3 separate regions of the Homo sapiens genome follow, and regions 2 and 3 are each linked to region 1. The links are chromatin loops, found by intact Hi-C in ENCODE. Cell type or tissue: B cell. All regions are shown on one strand.

Region 1 (2,500 bases):
TTTCAAATAGAGGCATAAGCTCCCTGAAATCTCATCTTCAAGGGAGACAGAATGCTCAATAAATGAGATCCTTTCAGCGCTTATGCAGTTAGAGGCCTGGATTTCCCAATGTTGGGCTCCAACAGGAATTGGCTAGTTGGGGTTGGCTACTGCTGCCCTGGGGCAAAAGAAGCACTTCATCTCTCCTCCTTTTCTGACCATGCATCTCAGGCCATCTCCCAAAGCAAACATTTCCAGGTGGATGTGGCCCTAAGGCAGCTCCCACACTAAACTGCCCAGTCTCCACTTGAAACTGACTTCTTCCAAGTCCAAGAGCAGACAGTACTGTCGGATAATTCACTCAGGGCCTTAAAATACCACCTCTATCCTGACGATGGCCACATTAATGTTTTTAACCCAGACCATCACTCCTGAATTTCAGATTGCAATATCTACCTGCCCAAACTTCACAGGGCCAAAACCAATCTCTGGATCCTCACCCCTCCTCCCCGTGTCTCACCTGTTCCCATGATGGGAAACACACATTCTCTCTTTCCAGTTGTTCAGGCCAACCTGTGTGTTCCCTGACTCCTTGTTCACAGCCCACATCCCACCCACCCATACATGCTTCTGGATTTACCCCAGGTAGCCAGAAACCAACAACCTCCACTGCCACCCCGGCCCTACAGCAAGGTGATCCTGTTGGAACTGATGTTAGAGCACGCCACTCCCTGTTTTGCTCAGCTGACAGCTCTAAAGTTCTGTAATGACCAACACGTTGTCACTTTATCCATATCTACTCATTTAAGGAGCACTTCAGTGGATCTCAGGCATCAGGCACAGGTCTGAAGTCACACCCTTGGAGGAGTCGTTCGAATCTAGTTGGAACCCCAGGGACCAGGTTCTTCAGACCATCCACCCAGAACACGAGTTCTCTCTCCAAACCTTCAAACACCAAACCACATGGTGCCCAGTGTTAATATGGGGGGTGGGGGGGCACAATGGCGCTATCTCAGGGGACTCGAGAAACCAAGCCCTGTTCTGTCACCTTCTCAGAGAAATAGAAAGCATCACATGATGGCTCCGTCTGCAGCATTCGGAGGTGCAGCTTCCTGTTTAGTCATAGAGTTTCACTCTTTGTCAGCTTCTTTGTGGAAGACAGAGGCAGGGCCTGTCTTCATTCAACTGAGGCCCGAAATCAACTCGGGACCAGGCCACCGCCAAACACCCTCCTCCGCAGGTGGCTACTCGCTCTGCCTTCCTTCATCCTCACAGACATCTCCGGGGGTGGTGGTGAGAGTTCCATTTCTCAGGTCAAGTTAGTAAGGCAGAGAAAGATGGGGCGACTTGTCCAGGAACAGCCTCCTAGCATTGGGTAGAGACCAGATGTGGCCCCAGCTCTATGGGTACTAGTCCTGGGCTAGGGTTTCCCCAATTTGAAAGATCTTCTGGCTGCCCTGGGGCCTCTGTTAAAATGTAGACTCACATCAGAAGCTGTTGGAACATAAGCACTTCAACAGTGCCTCTGCCTCAGTCTCCCCAGCCACGAGATGGGGATGAGAACACTTCCTTGGCAAAGTCACTGAGGATTAAATGAGATGCTATAGGCCAGGCACAGTGGCTCATGCCTGTAATCCCAGAACGTTGGGAGGCCGAAGTGGGTGGATCACTTGAGGTCAGGAGTTTAAGACCAGCCCGGCCAATATGGTGAAACCCCGTCTCTACTAAAAATACAAAAATTAGCTGGGTGTGACGGCAGGTGCCTGTAACCTCAGCTACCTGGGAGGCGGAGGTTGCAGTGAGCTGAGATGGTGCCACTGTACCCCAACCTAGGCAACAGAGCAAGACTGTCTCAAAAAAATAAAAATAAATGAGATGCTATAGCTGGCTCATTGGCATGTGTTTATTAAGCCCACAATATGGTCCCCTAAAGAAGATGGAAGAGAAAGAGACAAAGACCAGTCTAAAAGAGGCCATTCCAATAACCAAGGATACCATTCTGTTTCCCTACATATTTAAATGGGAGGTAAGTCCATTGATCCACGTGAATGTGCTGGTCAGTTGTCAGTAATATGGAGATGCGGACGTCAAGAGAAAAGGCAGTATTTAGACTTACTACATGGTCCCTAAGTGTCATCTACAAATCCTCCCAAAGACACAGGGGTACCTCAAAAACCACAATTACTTTTGCGCCAACCTAATACAAGGTTACAGCCTAAGACCTATACAGTGGCCTTGCATTTTTACCCCAGGCATAAACTGGTGAGTCATCCCACTGATCCTATGGACTAGGTGATAATTTAAGATGTAAATTAGAAGTGGTTCACTGATGAGCTTAATCAATGGTGATAATTTTCATAAAAACACAAGGTGTCAACAAATAGCCATTACAGACAAAAGTACAGACCCAAGAATCTGTCTCCTTGACAAATATACAACTAGCTTCCCAGACTTCTGAGCTCACAGGCATGCACGTTTGAATGGGATGGAATTTAAGGGAAACCCTGCGTGCATCTCCGTG
Region 2 (2,500 bases), 100 kb after region 1:
ATGGAGTGAGGGAGTGAGTGAGTGAGGAAGAGAGGCAGGCAGGGACCGGGTGACACGGCCTGGTCCACGGTGAGGAGCACAAGGCTACTCTGCATCTATACTCCGGGAGGGGAGACACAGGAGGGCTCAGAATGGGGGTGGTGTAGACCAAGGTACACTCTGAACAGATCCTCTGGCAGCTGTGTGGGGAGCAGATGAATGAAGGGTGCAAGTGGAGGCAGGGAAACCAGTTAGGAGGCTGTCACCCAGACAAGAGATGATGCTAGCTTGGCCCCAGGTGACAGAGGGGAGGAGGTAAGAAATGGTTGAGCACCCTACCCCGAGCCCAGCTCCCACACAGATGCACAGAACTGTGAGGAAGGCCAACAGGCCAACTGGATGCCCATAAAAGATCACAAGGCAAAGAGAAGCAGATGAGAAAGAGAAAGAGATTCAAAATCTAAAACGCGGCCGGGCACGGTGGCTCATGCCTATAATCCCAGCATTTTCGGAAGCCAAGGTGGGTGGATCACTTGAGGCCAGGAGTTCAAGATCAGCCTGACCAACATGATGAAACCCGTCTCTACCAAAAATACAAAAATTAGCCAGGCGTGGTGGCTAATACCAGCTGCTTTGGAGGCTGAGGCAGGAGAATCGCTTGAATCCGGAGGCAGATGTTGCAGTGAGCCGAGATCGCACCACTGCACTCCAGCCTGGATGACAGAGCAAGACTCCATCTTAAAAAAAAAAAAAGAAAGAAAGAAAGAAAGAAAAAGAAATCTAAAACACTTCTGCTTCCTACCTGTAAAAGCTTTACCTCAGGCAAGTCACATTTCTCTGGGGCTCAGTTTTTTCATTTGTAAGATAGTAGAACCCAATTCATGGGGTTACAATGGTTAATGCAAGTCTTCTCTTAATGTCTGGCCTATTGTACATGCTCAATAAGTAATACTTTTCTAACCTCTGCCTTTAATGATCTGAGTCGTGGCTCTGCCAATTTAGTTGCTGTATTATCTTTATATTAAAATTTCATATAATCTCTCTGAACCTCTATTTGGCCACCTGAAAACTGATCATGACAGTACCTACCCTCAAGTACTCAGTATGAGATTGAATGAGACAACTTTAGTTTAGCAAAAGGTCTGGCACGTAGGAATCCCTCAATAAAATGATAACCAGAGCCCTCAGTAAAATGGTAGCTGAAACCCTCAGTAAAATGATACATGAATCAGACACACCAGTCATCCAACTAGATGATTTCTAAGTCTCCTTCTAGCTCAATTATCCCCAAACTCTTTAAAAAAAATTTTTAATAGAAAAAATGACAGCTTAACAGCTTCAAGTCCCTGAATGAATCAACCCTGGAGTTGCAAGTTAAGGCAACCCAAGTTGAAGAGAAGTTGGAACTCCCACCTCAAAGTGAACAAAACTAAACATAGGCACTTCTACTTGGGTGATACCTATTACTCTGAGTCATAGAATTAAGTAAGTTTAGAGGTAGGAGGGAACTTACAGAGCCCTACCCACTCGTTTTAGGGCAGAGGCTCCTACAGCTCAGTGAGAAGTATGTGGGCTGAGGTTGCACAGCGAGGCTCAGGCAGAAGAGGAAGCCAAGAATGCTCCCACCCCTCCACCCTCACCCTCACCACCCCCCCCTCCACCCCCACCCTCACCACCACCCCACTCCCACCTCCACACTCACCACCCCGCACCTCTACCCTCGCCCTCACCCTCACCAACCCCCACCACCCCCACCCTCACCACCACCCCACCTCCACCTTCACACTCACCACCCCGCACCTCTACCCCCACACTCACCACCCTCACCCCCACCCCCACCCTCACCCTCCCAGGCAGTCTGGTCAGTCAGAGGGTGAGAAGGAGGAACCAACAAAAGCTCCATCCAAAAGAAAGGAAAAGAATGGAGTGGGAAGTGTTTTAGACTAGCAGAAACACCTTTCTTGCTATCAGAGTTCAACACAAACACCTTAAGGGGCCAGGCAAGTAATGAAAATGAGCTGGCAACCAGTGCAAAGACTGAGGAACCAAGTTCCCAACCTAAAGACACTCAAACACAGATGGTTTTTCTCTCTTAAACCATTATACCACCAGGGCCACTCACTGCTGGCTTGTCTGGCACTTTCATGCAGCTTCACAGCAGACAACACTTCCTCTATACCTTTGGCAGGTATGCGTCAGAACACTGTCTTAATAAACCTGCAAATGTGAATGGCACCCTCATGATACACACAGCTGTTGTGCCATGCACAGCCTGTGCAACTGTATCCAGTGACACACAGAAGATTTCCCTGGGTTATGAGTTGGGGACCTCTATCTACATTCCATGGTCTTATAAAAGGCACTGAAATGCCACAGGGAAGCTGACATGGAAACCAAAAACCTCATTCACCATCAACACTTAACTCCTGAATCAGACTCAGCTGGCTCCAACCTCTGTACTGATGCTCAAGGTGGACACCAAGCAAGCTTCTGCCTCAGGGCTTCAGCACTGGCTGCTCCC
Region 3 (2,500 bases), 120 kb after region 1:
AAGACAGGTCGAAGCAGAATGAGTTCTGGAAGACCCCTGGGCTAAGGGCCTCGAAACTTGGCTTTAAATGAAACCCTTCGGAGAAGTGCACTTTATCTCACAACCCCATTCACGCCACCATATACACCCACAACTGAAACAAAAGCCTCTCGAGTCAATACTTACCCCTGCTACATGACACCCTCAGACCCTCCCTCCTGCCTGAGTGATTTTGCTTCAACGCTGGTCACGACCCATTAGACGGATCCCCTAACCCGTCTGCGCGGTAGGTCATGACCCCTAGTTTGAAAAGCACCTATCTAGGGCCTATGGCAGCACTCTACACACATGACGTGGACGCAGGACACAGAGGGAGGCTGCGCAGACTCTGCAGCCCACAGTGCCCTGGGCTTCAATCCCAGATTTCACACCAAGTACAAGAAGTGGCTTCATTCAGATCCAGGGCTCCTGACTCATGTCTCATCTGTGTCATTTTACAAATGAGGAAACTGAGGCCCAGAGCGGGGAAAAGGCCCACCGAAAGATACGGAATTAGCAGGCTTAAAAATACCACAGGCAAGCCACTTGCCCCCCAACAGGCAGGGTCACTGCTACAGAGGTTACCTGACACCCAAACTATTAGACCCAATGGATGCAGGCCGGGCGTGGTGGCTCACACCTGGAATCCCGGCACTTCGGGAGGCTGAGGCGGGCAGATCACTTGCGGTCAGGAGTTTGAGACCAGCCCGGCCAACATGGTGAAACCCCATCTCTACTAAAAATACAAAAATTAGCCAGGCGTGGTGGCACAGGCCTGTAATCCCAGCTACTCAGGAGGCTGAGGCACAAGAATCGCTTAAAACCAGGAGGCGGAGGTTTCAATGAGCCAAGACTGTGCCACTGCATGCCGGCCTGGGTGATAGAGTGAGACTCTGTCTCAAAAATAAAATAAAATACACTAAAATAAAGATAAAACCAATGACTGCAAAATGACCTAACTTCCTCTTTTAGCGGCTGCCTAGCCCGGGCTCCTGCTGCCACCTCGAAAGGCCCTACCGCTGCAGAATGCTGTTCAAGTAGAATGTTCTATGTCAGCCACCCAAGGACACTGCCACCCATCACCTCACACTGTCATTTAATTCTCAGCCTGACCCTCTTCTAGCAGACACCCTGCCTCACTGCATCCTGTACAGGTCCAGGCACGTGGGGCTGCTTGGGAAATTCCCACGGAGTTAGTGCCACCCACCCACCCCTCACAGCAACTCCACCTCCAAGGCCCCCCACCTCATCAGAGGCTCCTCCAACCTCCCCGCCAGCTCATGGGGCGGCCTGGACTCCTTACTCTGATGCCTCACATCTGATCCATCATCAGCCCTGACTGCTCCACTGTCAGAACAGAAACTAGATTCCCAGGTCTCCCCATTCCATCGCATCCACCCTGGTCCAAGCCGCCGTCCTCTCCCATGGGGACTACTGCAGTCATCTCCTCCCTGGCCTCCCCACTTCCTCTGTGGCTCTGTCAGTCTGTTTGTCACGCAGCAGCCTTTAAAATGTCCATTCTCAAAACCTACTATAAAGGCTTCTGGACACTTTAGATGGAACCTAAAGTCACTAACGCAGCATGTGCCCCGGCCTGCCACCCACCCCCACCACTCCCCACTTCTCCCCAAGCTGAGTCAGCAACAACCCCTCCAACCTCTTCGCCGTACTTAAGCAGCTCCTGCCTCAGACGCCTTGGGTTCCCTCTGCCTGGAAACCCTCCCCGCGAGATCCTCCCACTTCCCCTGGTTCCTTCCTGCATCTGCTCAGCCCGCACCTCCTGAGATCGACCCATCAAAAAGATCCCCTCCTTCCCTTTTCCCTGCCATCTTTTCTCCACTGACGCCTGCTAACAGCTCCCGTCGCACCAGGTATCTGTTTAGGGAATCTCATTCTGCCAAACCAGGTGCAGGCAAACCACAGCCCATGGGCCAAATGCGGCCCATGGGTTGTGTTTGTAAATAGTTTTATGACAACACAGCCAGCCTATTTATTGACACAGGGTGAACAAAGCAAGCTACAGCTTGCTCCTATACTACAACAGCAGAGTTGGTAGTCTGGGAACCGAATGGCCCCCAAAGCCTGAAATATTTACTCCTTGGCCCTTTAGAGAATTTTACAACCCCACACTCGACCCAGAGCTCCGTCAGTGTTGGGCCCGTGTCACTGTGGCCCAGCATTGTCTGCCAAGCACCTACCACAGGGCCTGGCACTTGCAAGCCCCCATAAACATTTGCCGAGTGGCTGAGAGAATAAGTAAATATAAGAACCATGTCCGGGGCCTGCCAGCCAGAAACAAGCCCTCTTCCTGCTTTGGGGGACCCCAGGTGGCCACCCCAGTGAGCCTCAGCCTCCTTGTTCCCTTTCTGGGCTATCCTAGAGGAAATACTGTCCAGTTTAGCCAAGCTGATCTCTTAGGGTCCATATGGTACCCCTACTTCCAAAATGGCTCCCCACAGCTCTTAGGTAAAAATAAATGACC

Evidence for each region. Peaks named below come from ENCODE experiments on the same cell type or tissue, not always from the same donor. Only the 100,000 strongest peaks of a DNase experiment are listed, where the experiment ranks them.
Region 2: it touches region 1 in a loop (3-fold over the local background); 11 of 110 quality-filtered maps call a loop at or near these places.
Region 3: it touches region 1 in a loop (2.4-fold over the local background); 6 of 110 quality-filtered maps call a loop at or near these places.

Annotation. Positions count from the first base shown.
Region 1 is chr20:51,399,503-51,402,002 of GRCh38, forward strand. All of the region lies in intron 9 of NFATC2 (nuclear factor of activated T cells 2), which reads right to left. Among named protein-coding and RNA genes, the nearest start is that of MIR3194, 52 kb to the right of the region's middle. RefSeq lists an enhancer at 944-1,413. In B cell, no CTCF peak of the experiment used is centred here; DNase peaks (open chromatin) are centred at 1,069 and 1,783; H3K4me3 peaks cover 865 bases; H3K27ac peaks cover 2,464 bases.
Region 2 is chr20:51,499,023-51,501,522 of GRCh38, forward strand. The region is part of intron 3 of NFATC2 (nuclear factor of activated T cells 2); the gene reads right to left. Among named protein-coding and RNA genes, the nearest start is that of NFATC2, 42 kb to the right of the region's middle. In B cell, no CTCF peak of the experiment used is centred here; DNase peaks (open chromatin) are centred at 1,519 and 2,099; H3K27ac peaks cover 1,221 bases.
Region 3 is chr20:51,524,302-51,526,801 of GRCh38, forward strand. The region is part of intron 1 of NFATC2 (nuclear factor of activated T cells 2); the gene reads right to left. Among named protein-coding and RNA genes, the nearest start is that of NFATC2, 17 kb to the right of the region's middle. In B cell, no CTCF peak of the experiment used is centred here; DNase peaks (open chromatin) are centred at 1,140, 1,790 and 2,230; H3K4me3 peaks cover 1,651 bases; H3K27ac peaks cover 2,500 bases.